Linked DNA regions of Homo sapiens: region 2 is linked to region 1. Evidence: read pairs that join two places in POLR2A ChIA-PET (ENCODE). Cell type or tissue: HepG2. All regions are shown on one strand.

Region 1 (8,000 bases):
TTGCTCACATGTTTTCCTGCTGACCCTCTCCCCACCATTACCCTATAGTCCTGCCACATCCCTCTGGCTGAGATGGTAGAGATAGTGATCAATAAATACTGAGGGAACTCAGAGACCAGTGCTGGTGCGGGTCCTCCGTATGCTGAGCGCCAGTCCCCGGGTCCACTTTTCTTCCTCTATACTTTGTCTCTGTGTCTTATTTCTTTTCTCAGTCTCTCGTCCCACCTGACGAGAAATACCCACAGGTGTGGAGGGGCTGGCCCCCTTCAGGATTACAGGCGTGAGCCGCTCCACCCAGCCTACTTTTTTTAAAATGCCCTCTTTTCTAGTAGATTCTATGTCACTCACAAGAGGTTGCAAACTCACAATCAAAGGCCACCTTTGGCCCACGGGCATATTTTGGTTTTTTGTTTGTTTTTGAGACTCACTCTTGTCCCCCAGGCTGGAGTGCAGTGGGGTGATCTTGGCTCACTGCAACTTCCACCTCCCGGGTTCAACCACTTCTCCTGCCTCAGCCTCCTAAGTAGCTAGGATTACAATCGCCTGCCACCGCACCCACACCACGCCCGGCTTATTTTTGAATTTTTAGTAGAGAAGGGTTTTCACCATGTTGGCCATGCTGGTCTCTAATGTGGGGAAAAGCAAGAGAGATCAGATTGTTACTGTGTCTGTGTAGAAAGAAATAGACATGGGAGACTCCATTTTGTTATGTACTAAGAAAAATTCTTCTGCCTTGAGATTCTGTGACCTTACCCCCAACCCCGTGCTCTCTGAAACATGTGCTGTGTCAAACTCAGGGTTCAATGGATTAAGGGCGGTGCGAGATGTGCTTTGTTAAACAGATGCTTGAAGGCAGCATGCTCCTTAAGAGTCATCACCACTCCCTAATCTCAAGTACCCAGGGACACAAAAACTGCGGAAGGCCGCAGGGACCTCTGCCTAGGAAAGCCAGGTATTGTCCAAGGTTTCTCCCCATGTGATAGTCTGAAATATGGCCTCGTGGGAAGGGAAAGACCTGACTGTCCCCCAGCCCGACACCCGTAAAGCGTCTGTGCTGAGGAGGATTAGTATAAGAGGAAGGCATGCCTCTTGCAGTTGAGACAAGAGGAAGGCATCTGTCTCCTGCCCGTCCCTGGGCAATGGAATGTCTCGGTATAAAACCCGATTGTACGTTCCATCTACTGAGATAGGGAAAAACCGCCTTAGGGCTGGAGGTGGGATCTGCGGGCAGCAATACTGCTTTGTAAAGCATTGAGATGTTTATGTGTATGCATATCTAAAAGCACAGCACTTAATCCTTTACCTTGTCTATGATGCAAAGACCTTTGTTCACGTGTTTGTCTGCTGACCCTCTCCCCACTATTGTCTTGTGGCCCTGACACAACCCCCTCTTCGAGAAACACCCACGAATGATCAATAAATACTAAGGGAACTCAGAGGCTGGCGGGATCCTCCATATGCTGAACGCTGGTTCCCCGGGTCCCCTTATTTCTTTCTCTATACTTTGTCTCTGTCTTTTTCTTTCCTAAGTCTCTCGTTCCACCTTAGGAGAAACATCCACAGGTGTGGAGGGGCAACCCACCCCTTCACTCTAACTCCTGACCTCAGGTGATCCGCCCACTTTGGCCTCCCAAGGTGCTAGGATTACAGGCATGAGCCACCACGCCCGGCCAAAAAATTTTAAATTCAACATTTCAACGTGAGTAAATACACAATTCTGGACTTCTGGATTCTTTTGAAAACTGACTATCTGATCACACAGAGACAATATTGTCGCAAGGCAACAATCAGCTGGAGCTGTGAAAGGGCTGCCCAGTTCACCAGAGTCCCAACTCAGTTCATTTCACTTACCTACATTACTTAGCTGATTTCTGTACGTGAGTTGGAGACCCCTAACCTAAATCCCCTCTTTTCCACTTCCACTGCCATTATACTTGTTAGCATTGAATCCTCTTGCCTAAACTACTATGGCAATCTAATTAATGCCCTTGTCTCCATCTTATCCCCCAATGTCTTATCACTTTCCTACTTAAAAACTCTCCCCGGTTTTTTTTTCTTTTCTATGTATAATTCAAATGATTTAGCTTTGCATTCAAGGTCCTGCTTATCTGGCTTTCCCCAGGAAATACTTTCCAGTTTTATATTCTAATACTCCCCTTTTGCCCATCTTTCATGAATTGTAGCTACACACTTCCTTCTTTTTCTAGCACCAAGCTTGTGCTCCAGTTGTTCCTTTAACTGGAATTCCCCTCCCAAGTCTTTCTACCCTTTCAGGCCCAGACACTCTATAAAGCATTTCCCGACTGCCATTCCCACACACAACCTCCCCAGCCTTGTCTGTCTACTCTGGGCCATCTTGATTTTCCAGTTTATCTGTCCCACATTTTTTTTTTTTTTTTTTTTTTTTTTTTGAGACAGGGTCAATCTCAGTCATCCAGGCTGGAGTGCAGTGCAGTGGCTTGATCACAGCTCATTTGCAGTCTCAACCTCCTGGGCTCAAGCAATCCTCCCACCTTAGCCTCCCAAGCAGCTGGGGCTACAGGCATGCACCACCGCTCCTGGCTAATTTTTTCTATTTTTTTTGTAGAGATCGGTATGGGTTTCTCACTATGTTGCTTAGACTGGTCTTGAACTCTTGGGCTCAAGAGATCCTCCCGCCTTGGCCTCCCAAAATGCTGAGCCAGGCCGGGTGTGGTGGCCCACCCCTGTAATCCCAGCAGTTTGGGAGGCTGAGGCAGGAGGTCACCTGAGGTCAGTAGTTCGAGAGCAGCCTGGCCAACATGATGAAACCCCGTCTCTCCGAAAAACACAAAAATTAGTGTGGCATGATGATGGCGGGAGCCTGTAATCCCAGCTACTCAGGAGGCTGAGGAAGGAGAATCGCTTGAACCTGGGAAGCGGAGGTTGCAGTGAACAGACATCCCGCCACTGCACTCCAGCCTGGGCGACAGAGCAAGCCTCCGTCTTGAAAGAAAAAAATGTTTGGCCGGGCGCGGTGGCTCACGCCTGTAATCCCAGCACTTTGGGAGGCCGAGGCAGGCGGATCACCCGAGGTCAGGAGTTCAAGACCGGCCTGACCAACATGGAGAAACCCTGTCTCTACTAAAAATACAAAATTAGCCGGTCACAGTGGCGCATGCCTGTAATCCCAGCTACTCAGGAGGCTGAGGCAGGAGAATTGCTTGAACCCGGGAGGTGGAATGCAGTGAGCTGAGATCGGGCCATTGCATTCCAGCCTGGGCAACAAGAGCGAAACTCCGTCTCAAAAAAAAAAAAAAAGAAAGAAAAAAATGTTTATAAAGTGTGCTTGTACACGTAGATGTTTACCACAAACGACTGAACTAATGTTGTCCGGTCTCAGTAAAACAGTCTATAGCTGACTGCAACCATATTGATCAGGCAGGAGTTGCAGCAGGCAGCACCGCCGGAGCTCTTTAGGGTTCCCCATCAATAAAATGGGGGTTGTCATCCTACCTAGCTCTTGGGATTTTGGTGGATTAATCGATTCATATAGTGTGCTTAAAACGGTGCTCCATAAATGTTAGCTAATGTTGGCCCGTAGTAGTCCAAGATCTAAAGAAAACGCACCAGAAGGCAGGACATAGGGAACCAGTTAGGAAAAAATCAGATCCTGTCTTCAGTGAAGCACTTACGTCCTGACATACTTTCCCGAAATGGCCCCACCAAAGGGGACCTCCTCCCGAGCTTAGCCCGGGATCCAGTACCTGAGTCGTCCCCCGCGCTGAGACCCTGGACACCAGCCTCCGAATGTGAGCCAGGCAACTGGCGCGGAATCGACACGACGGCGATCGAGGCTTCAGGAGGCTGTAGCTCCATGGAGGCGGATCCTGCACACAGGTTTGGGGTGTGTGGGCAAGGGGCAGCTCAGAACAGGGTTAGAGGGTAGGCAGTCGTGACCGTCAGTCCAGGATCGCCGTGAGGCAGTGATCTCACCGCTCCTGCCACATGCACTGGGTGAGAAAACCAAGCCGCAATGCGGTCGGTGAGCCAGCACGCTCCCGTAGGACGCATGCGCGCCTTTTTCGCGCCGCAAGTTCAGGTGGCGCTTTGTCTACGCCCTCCTTCCCTGGAACTCTCTACCCACAACTCCCCGGGGTCGCATGCGGTCAACGTATGCGCGTGCGCTCGCCGTAGCCCCGCCCCCAAATCCCGTGGGCCTCTGCGGCATGGTATTTAATCGTCTCCCCGGGGAGATTCGTTCTCATTTTTCTACTGCTCGTGGTAAGTGGCTTCGTGGTCTTTATAGCTGTTACTCTTTTGTACTTTGTCTTTTTCTTTTATTTTCTTTTGAGCGATTGTGCGAACATAGCATAGCACGCACTATGCCTTCTGTGTTGTAGCTGCCTGGCCAGGGCGACTGGCGGATAAGGTCTTGTGCGTGGCCTCGAGGCTTAAAAGTAGCAGTGGGGCTTTGTGAAGGACAAAATGGCGATGGCGGGCCGTGTAGGTCCCCCTTCCTATGATGAGGACCTTTTCACAGACCTGTACTGAGCTCCGTGAGGATAAATAACTCTGAGGAGATGGGCCCTGCAAGCCTCTTGCTTAGCCGTCTGTTCAGAAAATAGCGTTTTCGAAATGCCCTGAGTTGACCTAATGTCTTATTGGGCTCCTGTCTGCAGGATTTACGCGCACGTTGGAACCGAAGAGAGCTCTGTTGTTGCAGTAAGTTCTTACGGCCATTTCTTAATCTCTGCTCTTTCGTTGAGTGTGTGGAAGTTGCTACGGGGATGATTTTACGAACTGAACTCTCTCTTTCTGATGGATTAGTGGAGAAAACAGAAAATTCTGAGTAGCACTGTACTGTACGCAACAAATGTCAGGGCCCTATTGATTTGTCTGAGGTGTTAGTGAAGGGTGTTATTTTTTCAGATGTTCAGCCCACAAGAGCTTACTGGTGAAGGAATGGGACAAGACCCATCTTTATGCAAAGCCAGCGTTACAGTAATGTTCCAGGTAGGTGTACATGGTTTATGCTCTTACAGAGGAGACCTTGTAGATAACCACTCCATGATGAACACAAAATGACAAGCATATGGCTGAACTTTCAAGTGATGTCATCTTACTACTGAGAAGTGAGAGAGAGGTCTTAAGGGGTCTTTGAATGACTATTTTTAGGTACATAAAATGCTTTCCTCTGTTGTCTACAGCATCTCATAATCTATCCTGGGGAATTCAGCTGCCTCCCAGGGTGAATACAGGTAATTATCCAAATTGGTGTATGTCATCTTTGTAAATGTTCAAGAAAACAAGTGGCCGGCGGAACAATGTTTTTTGGCGCCTTCCATCTTGTTCCTCTTGAAATGATTTTCTGGGGAGGGAGATCGCAACCCGGTACTACAGTTCTTGTAAGGGTGTGCTGTTACCCTCATCCATATATCGATCACGTTACTGTCAGATGATTTGAATTGATAAGCTGATGTTCTGTGAGGTACAAAAGTTAATAGCATGTTAGAGTTCTGATGGCAGTTGTTGTTTATGAATAAGCTTCATTCCATCCTAATACCTTAAAATAACTAATTTGCTTTCCTTTCCAGGTATTCCTGATGACAGTCTGCCTCTATCTTACAGTAAGTTGTTTTTCGAATTCTATGGGCCTATTATCTAATAGATAACTTAGCCATTTTGATATTTGTTACCAAAGCCTGCTTAACCCATAAAGTTTTCTGGTTCCTCTTGTTCTCTGTAGTGATGTTTCTAGATAGATGCCCACTGATATATGCCCCTTTTTTCTCAGATAGATGCCCACTGATCTGCCCAGGGTCAGACGAATGCTTGTCAGTTGTAGCTTTCCAGGATTCTGCTCCAATGAGGAGGAAACATCCTGCCTTACCCCTGTTTTAGCCTGGGAACCAGTAATTGTGAACTCACCAGGGTTAACATGAAGAGGGCATGAGAGCTTATTCCATAAGGAATTGTCTGAGACATTTGGTTACCTTTTCTTAGTTTGTCCATTAGCAACCGTAACTAAAATAGTTTTGGCTGTTTGGGATAATTAGCTAATTGAATGATTTTTTGATTCAGGAGCAGCTTGTTGCTATATACCATTGAAAAGCCTTCAGAGCTGAGAGGTTAGTTGATATTTTTTGTTCCTTACAGCTTATGCCACCAAGTAGGCAGTTTCTATGATGAATCAAACTAGCTCACTATGACCGACAGTGAAAATACATGAACACCTGAGAAACTGGAGAACGCAGGGAGTGGGGGGTAACCATGTCTGAGGAATCTTTCACCCACAGCTTTGTTTTTCTCTAGGTACTACTAACCAATAACCTGCTTGGCTCAAAGGTGAGTAATTTCACGGTATTCAATGCACTCAGTATATAGGGTAGGAAAAAGTGCCTTTTTAGGCCTGTGTTTGTGATGACTTACATGGAATCTCGTTCGGCTGATGACTTGCTGTTGAGACTCTGAAATCTGATTTTCTGAGAATGATGGGTGGGAACAACATAATGCGGGATATGAGAAGCACTACTGACTTGGTCTTCCTCCTTTCAGGGCCAGCACCTTCTCTCTAAAGCCCAAGAGGAGTTTGAGGTAAATGGCTTTGCAATAGTTACCATCAATGGCTGCTATATAAAATTTTCTGTGATTTTTGTGTGTGATAGCACTGTGGTCTGGGTGAATGTACACAGACATAACTGGCTTAACCCAAAGTCTTTGATCTCCTGAACCACCAGTGATGAATTGCTGCTCACCAGTGATGAGTTGAATACCGCCCCAGTCTGATCAATGTGTGACTGAAAGGTATTTTCTGAGCTGTGAGCCTGCCTTCCAGTGACATGTTCTAAAAATTGCAAGTTATTTGAGGAGGCTTTACAGCCAATAGGAAGTTCTTGGGCTAAGTAGTGTTTCCTATAAAATGTGCCCTGAAACTTCTTTCTGCCAAGCAATAGATACAATTGAGAGATTGTAAAATGTGACATAGAATGAAAGTCTCTCAAGACTACATTTTTCTTTCTTGATTTTGCAGGAAAACTAGGTGTCTGTGTTCACTCCAGGCTGAAGTTACAGGTGAGTAAACCTAAATGTAAGGTGGACTATGCTAAAAATTCCCAATGAAGAAACTTTCACATGTCTTACTCTCTGTCCTAGTCCCAGAGCCTGTAAAGGTGAACCCACTGGGACTGGCTGGGGGAGAAGAGGAAGATTTGTTCCAGAAGGAACTGTCTGAGGGATGATAAAGATTTCTATACAGAGAAAGGGAGTAATCATCACTTGTTGAAAACATTGGTTTTATTTTTTCCAGGTCTGAGCAAATAAGGTGTATAAAAAATGGTAGGTATCTGTTTAAATATTTAACTGATTTTATAATAGCAACCTTTTGCTCCTAGGTTACATAGTGTTAAATATTGTGTTCATTTGTATTTTCCAATCCAATAAGAACTTTTTTTTTTACCTCTGCAGGAATCTGTCTTGGAGGACATCAGAAGGTGAATTTTCCAAGTTCTTGGACAACCTAGCTGTTGAAAAGCTTTCTGGGTTTGGGGGGTATTTCAGATGTACCTTAAAGTGTTAGCAGACACAGATTAAGACACTGGGAGCCAATGAAACAGCAGTTGAGGGTTTGCTGTGTATCACATTTCTGTATTTTATCACCCCCTTCCTGCAACATTATTTATCTGGAATCTACCTGCCCTTTTGTTTTTTAGATACAAGGGCTTGGTTTTGTTACCCAGGCTGGTTTCAAGGCCATAGCTTTAAGAGATCCTCTCACCACAGATTTCCAAAGTGCTGGGATTGCAGGTGTGATTCATGGCACCCAGACTTTGCTGCCTTTCTTACATGATCCAGGCCCAGAACCCAAACTCAGGCACTGTATAGATGACCACTTTCGTAAACTACTGACCTAGCTTGTTGCCAATTGTTGATTGAACTTCCCATAACTCCACTTCGTGTCTGTTCCTCTGTATACAGCCACCTTCTGTTCCCGTCATGAGCCTTTAGGTCTCCATTTGCATATTGCAAATACTATGTTCCAT
Region 2 (8,000 bases), 180 kb after region 1:
TTCAAGACAAGCCTGACCAGCATGGAGAAACCCTGTCTCTACTAAAAATACAAAATTAGCTGGGCATGGTGGTGCACGCCTGTAATCCCAGCTACTCGGGAGGCTGAGGCAGGAGAATCGCTTGAACCCAGAAGGCGGGGCTGGGCGCAGTGGCTCATGTCTGTAATCCCAGCGCTTTGGGAGGCCGAGGCGGCTGGATCACGAGGTCAGGAGACCGAGACCACGGTGAAACCCCGTCTCTACTAAAAATACAAAAAAAATTAGCCGGGTGAGGTGGTGGGCACCTGTAGTCCCAGCTACTCGGGAGGCTGAAGCAGGAGAATGGCATGAACCCGGGAGTCGGAGCTTGCAGTGAGTGGAGATCATGCCACTGCACTCCAACCTGGGCGACAGAGTGAGACTCCATCTCAAAAAAAAAGAAAAAGAAAAAGAAAAAAGAAAAGAAGAAAAGAACTCAGAAGGTGGAAGTTTCAGTGAGCCCAGATCACGCCATTGCAGTCCAGCCTGGGCAACAAGTGTGAAACTGCGTCTCAAAAAAAAAAAAAAAAAAAAAAGAAGGCCAGGCATGGTGGCTCATGCCTAAAACCCAGCACTTTGGGAGGCTGAAGCAGCTGGATCACCTGAGGTCAGGAGTTTGAGACCAGCCTGACCAACAAGATGAAACCCCATCTCTACTAAAATACAAAAATTAGCTGGGTGTGGTGGCAGGCACCTGTAGTCCCAGCTACTTGGGAGGCTGACAAAGGAGAGTTGCTTGAACCCAAGAGGTGGAGGTTGCAGTGAGCTGACACCACGCCACTGCACTCCAGCCTGGGCTACGGAGTGAGACTCCATCTCAAAAAAAAAATTTATTCTATTATAGAACCTCTACAATAAATTTAGAATACTATGTTATCCCCGCTGGGCTTAATGGCTCAACCTGTAATCCCAGGACTTTGGGAGGCCAAGGTGGGCAGATCACTTGAGGTCACGTGTTCAAGACCAGCCTGGCCAACATGATGAAACCTCATTTCTACTAAAAATACAAAAAATAGCTGGGTGTGGTGGCGGGCGCCTGTAGTCCCAGCTACTCGGGAGGCTGAGGCAGGAGAATCGCTTGAACCAGGGAGGCAGAGGTTGCAGTGAGTTGAGATCGTGCCACTGCACTCCAGCTTGGGTAATGAGTGAGATTCCATCTCTAAAAACAAAAAAAGAATACATATGTTATCCTGAATACACTTGTTATAATACTGCAGTGAATACCCTGTGCCTTTTTTCCTTTTTTTTTTTTTTTTTTTTGAGACGGAGTCCCTGTCTCCCAGGCCGGAGTACAGTGGCGTGATCTCCACTCACTGCAAGCTCCGCCTCCTGGGCTCACACCATTCTCCTGCCTCAGCCTCCTGAGTATCTGGGACTACAGGCGCCTGCCACCACGCCCAATTTTTTTGTATTTTTAGTAGAGACAGGGTTTCACTGTGTTAGCCAGGATGGTCTAGATCTCCTGACCTCGTGATCCGCCCGCCTCAGCCTCCCAAAGTGCTGGGATTATAGGCATGAGCCACCGTGCCCGGCCTTCCTTAGCATTCATTTATTTACAAATAACGAGAGGTCATACTATCTCATTATTATTACTATTTATTTATTTCATTTTTTGAGACGGAGACTCTGTCTCAAAAAATAAATAAATAAAATAAAAAAATAAAGCCCATGCTTGTCACTCTACCGTGGAGAGGCAACATAGCATAGTGGTTTAGAGAACACACACTGCCTTGGGTTGAATCCTAGTTTTGTTATTTACTTTGTGACTTTAGGTAAATTATCTCATCTTGGCTGGGCATGGTGGCTCACACCTGTAATTCCAGCACTCACGCCTGTAATTCCAGCACTCACGCCTGTAATTACAGCACTCACGCCTGTAATTCCAGCACTGGGCATGGTGGCTCACGCCTGTAATTCCAGCACAAGGCAGGGGATGGCTTGAGCTCACAAGTTCGAGACCAGCCTGGGCAACATAGCGGAAACCTACCTCTACTATAATAAAAATACAAAAGTTAGCCAGGTGTGGTACATGCTACTTGGGAGGCTGAGGTGAAAGGATGGCTTGAGCCTGGGAGAAGGAGGTTGCAGTGAGCCAAGATTGTGCCACTGCTCTCCAGCCTGGGCAATAAAGCCAGACCTTGTCTCAGAAAAAAACCCATCTTTCCTTTTTTTTTTTTTTTTTTTTTTTTGAGACGGCCTCTTACTCTGTCACCAGGCTGGAGTGCAATGGCACAATCTTGGCTCACTGCAACCTCCGCCTCCCAGGTTCAAGTGATTCTCCTGCCTCAGCCTCTCAAGTATCTGGGATTACAGGTGTGTGCCACCACGCCTGGCTAATTTTTTGTATTTTTAGTAGAGAAGGGGTTTCACCGTGTTAGCCAGGATGGTCTCGAACTCCTGACCTCATGATCTGCCCGCCTCAGCCTCCCAAAGTGCTAGGATTACAGGCGTGAGCCACCGTGCCTGGCCAAAAAAAAAACATCTTTCTGAGTCTGTTTTTTGTTTTTTTATTTTTTTTTCTTGAGACAGAGTTTCACTCTTGTTGCCCAGGCTGGAGTGTAATGGCACGATCTCGGGTCACTGTAATCTCCGCCTCCTCGGTTCAAGCAATTCTCCTGCCTCAGCCTCCTGAGTAGCTGAGATTACAGGAGCCTGCAACTATGCCCGGCTAATTTTTATGTTTTTTTAAGCAGAGATAGGGTTTCACCATGTTGGCCAGGCTGGACTCGAACTCCTGACCTCAGGTAATCCACCCGCCTTGGCCTCCCAAAGTGCTAGGATTATAGGTGTGAGCCACCATGCCTGGCCTTGAGTCTGTTTTTTTGTGACTAAAAATAGCTTCTACATCATAGGGATTGTTGTGATGATTAAATATGGATTAATCATACAAAATTCTCTAGCAGGCCGGGCACGGTGGCTCACGCCTGTAATCCCAGCACTTTGGGAGGCCGAGGCAGGTGGATCACCTGAGGTAACAAGTTCGAGATTAGCTTGGCCAACATGATGAAACCCCTTCTCTACTAAAAAATACAAAAATTAGCCCGATGTGGTGGCGGGTGCTTGTAATCCCAGCTACTCGGGAGGCTGAGGCATGAGAACAGCTTGAGCTTGGGAGGCAAAGGTTGCAGTGAGCCAAGATCCCACCACTGCACTCTAGCCTGGCAACAAAGTGAGACCCTGTCTCTCTCACACACACACACACACACACACACACACACACACACACACACACAAGTCTCTAGTGCATATATTATCAATATCAGTAACTGTTATTGTCATTATTACTCTACCTTCTAATAAACATTTAAAGTGAGCTTCACTTTCAGGAATCTAACAGCCCGGGTAGTGGTGGAGCACAAAGTAATCAACAGTGACTCACAGCAGTGGGGATAAATGCTTAATGGGTTAAATACTGTAGCTGGAAGGCAGACAGCAGTGGTCAAAGCAGGCTTTTCTTAGAAGGCAAATCCTGAATCCTGAAAAACTCCTGGGAGTTAGTTTACTAAGTGAAGAGACAGGACATCCTAGGCGGAGACTGGTTGGTGCACAGGCCAAGAGGAGGGTGAAGTCTGGTTTGCAATATGCACAGCTTACCCTCAAGTGGTGGGTGATGAAACTGCACAATAACTACCAGCATTTACATACTCTGCCTTGCCAGGCACCAAAGTAGGTGCTATTGTGATCTCCACTTGAGAGGGGGTTCTAACCCCCCTCCCCGCAAAAAAAGCCAAGGTGGGCGCAGAAGGAAGTCAGACCACTAGCATTTAAGTTGTCCCAGATGGCCGAGTATGTAGCTCACGCCTTTAATCTTAGCACTTTGGGAGGGCGAGGCAGGTGGATCACTTGAGCTCAGGGGTTGGAGACCAGCCTGGCCAATATGGCGAAACCCCGTCTCTACAAAAAATAGAAAAATTAGGCCGGGCGCGGTGGCTCACACCTGTAATCCCAGCACTCTGGGAGGCCAAGGTGGGTGGATCATGAGGTCAGGAGTTCAAGACCAGCCTGGTGAAGATGGTGAAACCCCGTCACTACTAAAACTACAAAAATTAGCCAGGCGCGGTGGCAGCCACCTATAATCCCAGCTACTCGGGCAGGAGAATCGCTTAAACCCGGGGCAGGCAGAGGTTGCAGTGAGCTGAGATTGTGCCACTGCACTCCAGCCTGGGTTACAGAGTGAGATTTTGTCTAAAAAAAAAAAAAAAAAAAAAAAAAAAAGGAGAGAGAGAGAGAAAAGAAAAAGAAAAATTAGCCGGGTGTGGTGGCATGTGCCTGTAGTCCCAGCTACTTGGGAGGCTGAAGTGGGAGGATCGCTTGAGCCCAGGAGGCTGAGGTTGCAGTATGTCAAGATTGCACCACTGCACTCCAGCCTGGGCGACAGAGCCAGATCCTGTCTCAAAAACAAAAATAGCTGGGTGTGGTGGCTCACGCCTGTAATCCCAGCACTTTGGGAGGCCGAGGTGGGTGAATCACCTAAGGTCAGGAGTTCGAGAACAGCCTGACCAATATGGAGAAACCTCATCTCTACTAAAAATACAAAAATGGCTAGGCTCGTTGGCTCACGCTTGTAATCCCAGCACTTTGGGAGGCCGAGGCAGGTGGATCATATGAGGTCAGGAGTTCAAGACCAGCCTGACCAACATGATGAAACCCTGTCTCTACTAAATATACAAAAATTAGCCGGGCATGGTGGCGTGGGACTGTAATCCCAGCTACTCAGGAGGCTGTGGCAGGAGAATCGCATGCACCCAGGAGGCGGAGGTTGCAGTGAGCCGAGACCGCGCCACTGCACTCCAGCCTGGGCGACAGAGCGAGACTCCCTCTTAAAAAAAAAAAAAAAAAAAAAAAAAGCTGGGCATGGTGGTGGGCGCCTGTTATCTCAGCTATCCGGGAGGCTGAGGCAGGAGAAATGCTTGACCCGGGAAGCGGAGGCTGCAGTGAGCAGAGATCGCGCCACTGCACTATTGCACTCCAGTCTGGGCAACAAGAGTGAAACTCCATCTCAAAAATAAAAAATAAAAAAAAAAGTAAGTTGTCCTAGATGGTGGAAGTGTCACGGATTTTTAAGCAGGGAGGTGAAGACAGGACTACATGATTGTGTTTTGCAAAAATCCCTTTGGCAGTCAGGCAGAGGATGGCTCAATTCCCTAAGGAGAATGAGTGGGCCAAAGAGCAAGACATTTCTTCTGCTCCTGGCAAACATTGCCAAAGAACTTCCCAAAGCATTGCGCTAAGGGACCATATTCCTTCTAATTTCTAAGGAGGGTGAGGCAGGATGAAGTTCCGGGAACTGGCTTCATTCCGCCCACGGGTTTCAGAGCCGCACCAGCTTTCTTCCCCACAGCAGCCTGGCGCCTTGGCTTGGTGGGTTGCCTCCCTGTTCCCACCCACGGAAAGTCCTGGCAGCAGGGCCAGAAGTTTTATGGTTCTCAGCGGCACCCGTCGACATCCGCCCCCACGTGACCCAAACAGATCCGGCACTTCCGCTTCCCCTCGGCTTTCTTCTCGTCGGTGTTCCCGGCTGCTATAGAGCCGGGTGAGAGAGCGAGCGCCCGTCGGCGGGTGTCGAGGGCGGGTTGCCTCGCGCTGACCCTTCCCGCCCTCCTTCTCGTCACACACCAGGTCCCCGCGGAAGCCGCGGTGTCGGCGCCATGGCGGAGCTGACGGCTCTTGAGAGTCTCATCGAGATGGGCTTCCCCAGGGGACGCGCGTAAGGGAGTTCCCCAACCCCGGCCTGCGGGTGTGGGGGGTCGCGGACCTGTCTCGGCCTTTGCCCCAGCCTGACCGTCACCATGGCTCGTGGGCGCTATTCATGGTGTTTCTGCCCCCAGGGAGAAGGCTCTGGCCCTCACAGGGAACCAGGGCATCGAGGCTGCGATGGACTGGTAAGCGCTCGTCCCGGGTGGCGGAGAATTGGGGGCTGGCGGGAGGGGCAGCCTCAAAGCTAACCTCCCCGCCCACTTTCCCTGCCAGGCTGATGGAGCACGAAGACGACCCCGATGTGGACGAGCCTTTAGAGACTCCCCTTGGACATATCCTGGGACGGGAGCCCACTTCCTCAGAGCAAGGCGGCCTTGAAGGTCCTGACTGAGGGTCCACGGTGTGATTATTCAGGAGGGTCCGAGGAGAATCTGAAGGGATAATAATACCGATTGTTTGTTTGTAGGATCTGGTTCTGCTGCCGGAGAAGGCAAACCCGCTTTGAGTGAAGAGGAAAGACAGGAACAAACTAAGAGGTACAGTAACAACAATCTCACGTGTCTGAGGGTCGTCTTCCATCTCTCCCCAGTACACGTCTGGTCAAAGAACCTTGACCTTTCCACATTTCCTCTTTCTTGGCATTTTCTTTTCCTTTAATCTACTTTGGGATATATGTCGCCTAATTTTGTTTATTGTAAACTTTACACCTTCCCACTCTGTCCATTTCTCTTGAACTGTTTTCCCTCGGCAACACAGGATGTTGGAGCTGGTGGCCCAGAAGCAGCGGGAGCGTGAAGAAAGAGAGGAACGGGAGGCATTGGAACGGGAACGGCAGCGCAGGAGACAAGGGCAAGAGTTGTCAGCAGCACGACAGCGGCTACAGGAAGATGAGATGCGCCGGGCTGCTGAGGAGAGGCGGAGGGAAAAGGCCGAGGAGTTAGCAGCCAGGTCTGGGCAGGGGAAATGATGGATAGCAGATGAGAAAGAAATCAAGATTTGCTTTGTTGATGTCTGACCTAATTTCTTCTTGTCTACATTTCAGACAAAGAGTTAGAGAAAAGATCGAGAGGGACAAAGCAGAGAGAGCCAAGAAGGTAGGTGACTGAGAAGACGCCACGGGTAATGGAGTGGGCAGGTTAGTAAATCTTTTCCAGCTTCAGAGGGAAAGCATGGGCTTATATGATCTGTTTCACCTGAGGATGGGTGAGTACCTGATTGACTGTTTTACTTTGCCCTTTAGTATGGTGGCAGTGTGGGCTCTCAGCCACCCCCAGTGGCACCAGAGCCAGGTCCTGTTCCCTCTTCTCCCAGCCAGGAGCCTCCCACCAAGCGGGAGTATGACCAGTGTCGCATACAGGTACTGATTCTAATTCTTATCTTCCTCTTGGGACCCCTTTGTTCCGTGTTAAGGTGCCCAGCTCAGAGCTTTTTTCAGTTAACGTGCCCTTTGCCAAATCTCTCCCTTCTTTGTAAATGACTTTTGAAATCCTATCTCTACTCTTGGGAAAGGTATCAAATTTCACCTGCCCCAGTTGTATTTAAACCCATACCTCTCTCTTACTCAGCAGTTACCCTTTTACTTGTTCATGTTTTTATTTGGTTTATTATGTAGCTATCTGGTGATGTGGTATTTATCCAGATTCTTTTGTATAATCTTATCCTTGTCTTTCTTAGGTTGTGAGGGAGCTGGGAGTCTCTCATCCGCACTTAGTAAAGCGGAGCCTAAGTGGCTGTTCATTTGGTGCTTTAAATAGTAGTTGTGCTGGTTCAATCTAAGAAGAAGGGGGCCCAGCTTTAGCTCTTTTCCTTACTTGGGCACCTCATTCAGTTTTGATGCCCACAATACTGAGTATCTCCCTTGCCCTTTAGGTCAGGCTGCCAGATGGGACCTCACTGACCCAGACGTTCCGGGCCCGGGAACAGCTGGCAGCTGTGAGGCTCTATGTGGAGCTCCACCGTGGGGAGGAACTAGGTGGGGGCCAGGACCCTGTGCAATTGCTCAGTGGCTTCCCCAGACGGGCCTTCTCAGAAGCTGACATGGAGCGGCCTCTGCAGGAGCTGGGTATGGCTGCAAGACTAGAAACCAGGACTAGAAACTGGGGGAGTAGGGAGGCATGCCTAGGAAAAGGAGGGATGCAAAGAGAAGGGGCTTTGTGAACATGGTGCAAGGCCAGGAATTTTGGGAGCAAAAACCAAGTATCCTTGTGGTTCAAGCCTGTTTTCTTCCATCTTCAGGACTCGTGCCTTCTGCTGTTCTCATTGTGGCCAAGAAATGTCCCAGCTGA

The links. Peaks named below come from ENCODE experiments on the same cell type or tissue, not always from the same donor. Only the 100,000 strongest peaks of a DNase experiment are listed, where the experiment ranks them.
Region 2: POLR2A ChIA-PET joins it to region 1 with 10 read pairs; 27 of 35 experiments call an interaction of 5 or more read pairs at or near these places.

Annotation. Positions count from the first base shown.
Region 1 is chr11:62,852,107-62,860,106 of GRCh38, reverse strand. It overlaps SNHG1 (small nucleolar RNA host gene 1), which reads left to right and starts at 4,222. Exons shown (of 9, transcript NR_152585.1): 1 at 4,222-4,683; 2 at 4,891-4,974; 3 at 5,556-5,588; 4 at 6,043-6,089; 5 at 6,274-6,306; 6 at 6,517-6,555; 7 at 6,992-7,032; 8 at 7,268-7,296; 9 at 7,426-8,000. SNORD22 (small nucleolar RNA, C/D box 22) reads left to right here and starts at 7,072; the gene lies at 7,072-7,197. It overlaps SNORD31 (small nucleolar RNA, C/D box 31), which reads left to right and starts at 6,714; the gene lies at 6,714-6,781. SNORD30 (small nucleolar RNA, C/D box 30) reads left to right here and starts at 6,375; the gene lies at 6,375-6,444. It also overlaps SNORD29, SNORD28, SNORD27, SNORD26, SNORD25 and LOC124900306, and 1 more gene. RefSeq lists enhancers at 242-1,216, 1,217-2,190, 2,191-3,166, 3,167-4,140, 4,109-4,288 and 2 more and a silencer at 3,989-4,048. In HepG2, no CTCF peak of the experiment used is centred here; DNase peaks (open chromatin) are centred at 1,746 and 4,066; H3K4me3 peaks cover 5,671 bases.
Region 2 is chr11:62,676,590-62,684,589 of GRCh38, reverse strand. UBXN1 (UBX domain protein 1) reads left to right here and starts at 5,517. Exons shown (of 9, transcript NM_001286077.2): 1 at 5,517-5,725; 2 at 5,847-5,900; 3 at 5,989-6,095; 4 at 6,182-6,251; 5 at 6,472-6,663; 6 at 6,758-6,809; 7 at 6,956-7,072; 8 at 7,585-7,777; 9 at 7,951-8,000. The coding sequence starts at 5,667. The coding sequence ends at 8,000. RefSeq lists an enhancer at 5,429-5,758. In HepG2, CTCF peaks have their summits at 3,614 and 7,746; DNase peaks (open chromatin) are centred at 3,609 and 5,489; H3K4me3 peaks cover 2,274 bases.